2 separate regions of the Homo sapiens genome follow, and region 2 is linked to region 1. A link is a loop called in an ENCODE intact Hi-C map of the cell type or tissue named here. Cell type or tissue: endothelial cell of umbilical vein. All regions are shown on one strand. Links, peaks and the distances in the headings refer to the core of each region. The heading gives the core; the rest is flanking DNA.

The links. A loop is a pair of places that touch in the nucleus more often than their neighbours do. Peaks named below come from ENCODE experiments on the same cell type or tissue, not always from the same donor. Only the 100,000 strongest peaks of a DNase experiment are listed, where the experiment ranks them.
Region 2: it touches region 1 in a loop (4-fold over the local background); 6 of 110 quality-filtered maps call a loop at or near these places.

What each region holds. Positions count from the first base shown.
Region 1 is chr9:100,215,191-100,218,114 of GRCh38, reverse strand. The region is part of intron 3 of INVS (inversin); the gene reads right to left. Among named protein-coding and RNA genes, the nearest start is that of INVS, 120 kb to the right of the region's middle. In endothelial cell of umbilical vein, for the core only: a CTCF peak has its summit at 1,731 (motif pointing right); a DNase peak (open chromatin) is centred at 1,734.
Region 2 is chr9:99,161,424-99,164,347 of GRCh38, reverse strand. No RefSeq gene overlaps it. Among named protein-coding and RNA genes, the nearest start is that of TGFBR1, 58 kb to the right of the region's middle. In endothelial cell of umbilical vein, for the core only: a CTCF peak has its summit at 1,364; a DNase peak (open chromatin) is centred at 1,337.

The DNA of each region.
Region 1 (2,924 bases), core at 275-2,774:
GGTACTCTGTCATAGTTCATTTTAAATCCTAAATATATTATATACCCAAAATACATTACTTAAAATTGAAATGGAAAAATAGAAACATGATTTATTAATTATAATTATAGCTATATAATTATGTATTTATAAACTCTCAAGGCATTTACTGTATTAATTTGTAAAAAGAATTACTATCCCTAGGAAGTATATAGGTCGCAAATATCAGTAATTTCATTATATCAAACTTTTCTGTAGTGGTTGCAGACACAAATGAGTTTTGGAAATACCACAATAGTGTTGGGAGAGGCAATCTGCCCTGGGCCTTGAATGTCCCTGAATGTACTTACTGGGTATGCCAAGAATGCAAAAGCTTGACTCCACTTTACTGGGACCATTTTCCAGAGTGGGGTTTGCAGTGAGCAATCTTGAGTGACGAGGTAATGTCACCCACCAGGGCAAAGAACAAGCAGGCTTGCTTACTACTCTATTTACTAAAAGCTGGAGATTCCCAAAATCTAGCACTCTTCAGATGTCATGCAAACCCACTGTGTGCTGGGCCCATCTGAGTCCTCCATATTGCCCCCATAATCCTTGGAGGGGAGGGAAACTCATGCAAACAGATAAGTACTCCTAGCTCCTAGCTATGCCATTAGTAATGACGCTTTTCGTCTCTGATGGGAGTCTTGTGTCTTCTGCCAGCATCTGCAGCTAACTTATTACCTTGTAAATAGGGTTAATTAAATGCCAGAACTGACAAGACAGTAAAAGATGATAGGATACTGACAGAGACATAGTTTTCCTTTCTTTCTTCCTTTTATTTTTTTGAGACAGAGTCTCACTCTGTCGCCCAGGCTGGAGTGCAGTGGCGCGATCTTGGCTCACTGCAACCTCTGCCTCCCGGGTTCAAGCAATTCTTGTGCCTCAGCCTCCCAAGTAGCTGGGATTATAGGTGTGTGCCCCCATGCCTGGCTAATTTTTATATTTTTGGTAGAGACGGGGTTTCACCATGTTGGCCAGGCTGGTCACAAACTCCTGACCTCAAGTGATCTACTCACCTCGGCCTCTCAACGTTCTGGGATTACAGGCATGAGCCACTGCACCCAGCTGGAGAGACATAGTTTTCTTGAAGAGTAAGGACAAGAACCCTAGAGGCCCATTCTCAGGTATCCTTAGGTTCAAGGGTGAGAAGACCCCCTGAGATCATGCCCAGGTGGTGGGCAAGGTTAAGGGGCGAGTGACCCCAGTATTCTCTCTGTTAATGAGTCTGAATGGTGAGAGGTGGGATTAAAGCAAGCCACCCAAATAGTGCCTTTGTTTTTGCTCACCTTCCTCTGGGCAGGCAAAAGAAGGAATGGTACATGACCACGGGGGCAGCAAGCTGAAAGACCATGTGGTTGCGGCTGCAGGGCCAAGAAATCTCCAAAACAGAAATAAATGGAGAGAACAATGAAGATTTTGCTATTTGACATGGATCTTTAGGTGGATTGAAAACATTAGAAGTTCATTTGGTTGAGACATGAGTGAGCAGGTGCTCAAAAGTGAATGTGAATGCAAAACCTTGCCTAATAGGACAGAGTCAACTGTTCTATGTATCTGATTCCTGCTTTAGCCTGACTTATTTGACATTGAGGACAAAGCACTGGGTATACAGGTGGCCACTGTCTGAAGCAAAGCTGCTGGCTTAATGGTCCCTTAAATGCCTTGGCCTGGTTTGCTGATGCTTTGGCTAAGTTAAAACCCGATGGTGTCCAGTAGGGGGCAGTAGCTGTCCAACCTCAATGACAGCTCCAGGAGACTGAGTGGTAATGACCAGTTAGCCCAATGGGCTGAAATGAAAAGCCATCACCCTTACCTTAGGCAATACTCCCAAAGACTAGCCGTATTTTTACTGATTCTTGGTCTGCTAACAGTACTGTAGTCACCTGGTCTGCCACTTGGAAGACTACAGTTGGTAAATTAAAGATATTCCTGTTTGGGGCCACAAACTACAAACAAATTGTGGCTGCCAATCAGACACTTTGGGTCACTCACATAGATACCCACAGTAACAGTAAGGGCCTGCTCTCTGATAAGACCGACTGAAATCAAGTCGCTGAACAAGTCTGTATTGCCTGGTCACTGGGATTTGCCACTAGGATCCATCACTGCACTAGATAAGGCAATGAACCCACCACAATAGAATGGATACAAAGTAAAAGGTATGTTTTTCATGCAGAAGATACCACTGCATACCAGACTTATGTATCTTGCCCAGTTGGCCTCCTTTTCTTGTGGTGAAGGAGTCCACATTACATGGAGGATTGCCCTTGCCCCTTCCCAGCAGGGACCTCTGTCACCTCCTCTTGGGCTCACCTCGTGCCTTTCCACCATAGACATTTTTCAGGTTATGGTGTTGCTGCTCCACCATATGGAGTTGCTGCTCCAATCTGATTAGCCTATTCAAGCTATAGCACTGAGGACCATGTTTTGGGGTTCCTAGACCTTCTATAGTCTGACCATGATATGCCTAACAATGAGCCAATAGTTAGGTACTTAATGGACATTCCATGCTTCCTACCATCCTCAGGTATCTGGAATTGTTGAGAGCTTGGAAAGGCCTTCTTGAAAATCAACTCAAAAATGTTTCTGGCTCCACCTCTCTTACCTCCTCCTGGTCCACACTCCTGTATGAAGCAGTTTGCTTACTAACTGTGGCCACCTTCAGAAAGGGTTCATTTCATCCTTGTAGCCTCCTGGGAAATAATCAGGACAAAAGGAGTGGGGGATTATATACATCTGTTTTGAAAATTTGGGATTCTGCCTGGCCCAACCCTGGTTATCTTGCTTCTTTCTTTTTCCCAAAAGCAATCTCAGGATGGTTTGTTTCATATATCCCTTGGGTGGCAGCCAGCCAAAAGGGGGCTTAGAGATTCAAGCTTAATTTGGGTTTACCCACCTGGATT
Region 2 (2,924 bases), core at 124-2,623, 1.1 Mb after region 1:
AAATTATACTCCAGCAATGCAAGGAAAGTTTATCACGTGTGCACTCGAATGTAAAAATTACTCACGGAAGTACTTGTGCAAAACAAAGGGAATGAAAGAATGAGATTTCAAAAAAATGAGACTGAAGCAAATAAAAAACAATGATACCTGAATAAAAGTGAGGAAAGTAAAAACTACATTAAAAGACCAAGATTTGAATGTTGACAGCTGTGTGGCTGGTATTAAATACATGGAATATTCTTTCTTTCTCTATAGATTTTATCACACTTTTTTCTGCAGTGATTAATATTTGTATAACCACAATATGGTAAATGCTATTTTTATTTGGTTTAAGTATTCAAGCCTAGAAGACTTGGCTGTAGTTCCAGAACAGAATGTAAATGTTATGGGAGGCCGAGATGGGTGGATCATTTGAGGTCAGGAGTTCAAGACCAGCCTGGCCAACATGGTGAAACCCTGTCTCTACTAAAAATACAAAAATTAGCCCGGCGTGGTGGTGGGCTCCTGTAATCAGCTACTCGGGAGGCTGAGGCAGGAGAATTGCTTGAGCCTGGGAGGCGGAGGGTGCAGTGAGCCGAGATTGTGCCACTGCACTCCAGCCTGGCAACAGAGTGAGACCCTGTCTCAAAAAAGGAAAAGAAAAAAAAGAATGTAAAAGTTTTGTTATAAGCCATGAAAGTGGGAAGAATGGTGATCATATATATTGACGTGGAAGAACAAACACTATGTAAAGAAGCAAATGTAAGCTGCAGACTAACATGGTTAATATGACCTCATATATATATGTGCCATATATATGAGCATACAGATAAATAACAGTTATATATAAACATACAGATATATAACATTTACATATATAAACATGACAGATGTATAACATTTATATATAAACATACAGATATATAACATTTTTATATAGAGTCATATTATCCATATTGTTCTCTATTTATATATATAAATGTTATATATCTATATGTTTTATAACTATATGCATTTTTATGTGCATAGCAAAACACCTGGAAAACTTTCATTCACTTTTTACTTTCTACACTTCTGTAGCTTTTGAAACTTTACAACCATGAATAATTGTTATAATTAAAAATGTTAAATAATAGAATACTAGCTTGAAGATTTACCACATTTTTAGCTGGCGTAGGAGATATTGCTTTTGGTAAGGCCTCAAGAAAAACAGTCATTGATTTTGGTATGGCCTCAAGAAAAATAGTCTGATTGAGAACTACATTTAGTAGAACTCAATCTAAAACTAGGTAGAAACCTCAACTCTTTTCTAATATGAAAACAAAACAAACAAACCAAAACACTCCCGCAGACCAGAGACCAAAGAAAGATCAACACTGCCACCTATTGAGGATTTATTGGAGAACAGGCTAAGTTGAGTTTTTTTTAAATTGTGATTTTTAAACAGATTTTGAGATATTTTGAGATCTGCACAGACCTGAAATCTGGGTTATCTTCCACCAGGCACACGGATTCTTAGCCATAGAAGTAAGGAATCAGGAGCATACTGAGGGATGCTTGGGAAGGTATGAGTGACAGTTTAAGAAACAGACTCTGTTCAGCCTAGTAAAGAGCCTACCCAAAGGGACTTGGTCTCAGTTTCTTACTTGCTGTGCTACAGGACAAAGGCTGGGAGTGTGGGACCCTGGCAGACGAGTGGGGAGGAGATATGGGCCAACATATGTCACTCTGCTAGAAAGAATGTTTTAATTGTTACTTTCCAAAAATAAGATAATGTTCTGTGAAAACAGTGAAGGCACCCTGCTCACTGAATATATGTCAATAGAGAAGCACTGTGACCCTCCATCCTGGAAGTTACAGAAGAACATCAGCATTTCTGAGGAAGTTAGATTACAGTTAGATTATCTGCATGCACTCGTGTATTCAACCAAATACTTATTGATGCCCACTCTATGTTAAGTACTATGCAGGGCCCCTTCCACCCAGAGTCACAGATCCCATTCGACTGGCTTTTGGAATGACTCAAACATAGCCATGGCATGAGATAGTCCAGGAGGAATCAAGCTATATATTTGGTGAGCCATCCTAAACTCAGCCTGTATTTGGCAAGCACCGAATGTCTGTATCAAACTTAACCATGCTTAGGACACATTCTTTAAAAAGGTAGGCAGTGGCCGGGCGTGGTGGCTCACGCCTGTAATCCCAGCAGTTTAGGAGGCCGAGGCGGGCGGATCACAAGGTCAGGAGTTCGAGACCAGCCTGGCCAACATGGTGAAACCCCATCTCTACTAAAAATACAAAAATTAGCCGGGCGTGGTGGCAGGCGCCTGTAATCCCAGCTACTCAGGAGGCTGAGGCAGGAGAATCACTTTAACCTGGAAGGCAGAAGTTGCAGTGAGCCGAGATCTCACCACTGTACTCTGGCCTGGGTGAAAGAGTGAAACTCTGTCTCAAAAACAAACAAACAAATAAACAAACAAAAAACATAGGCAATGCGATCTGATGAACCAAACTCTTGTTCATTTTTAAAGGTTGACAATGAGACACCATCTCACACCAGTCAGAATGGCTCTTATTAAAAGTCAAAAAATAATAGATGGTGGGGAGGCTGCAGAGAAAAGGGAATCCTTGCACACTGCTGCTGGAAATATAAAGTTCCACCACTGTGGAAAGCAGTTTGGAGGTTTCTCAAAGAGCTTAAAACAGAACTACCATTCAACCCAGCAGTTCCATTACTCAGATACCCAAGGGAAAATACATTGTTCTATCAAAAAGATGCTCACATGTTTATTGCAGCACTATTCACAATAGCAAAGACATGGAATCAACCTAGGTGCCCATCCACGGTGGATTGGATAAAGAAAATGTGGTACATATACACCATGGAATACTATACGATCATAAAAAACCAAAATCATGTTCTTCGCAGCAACATGGATGCAGCT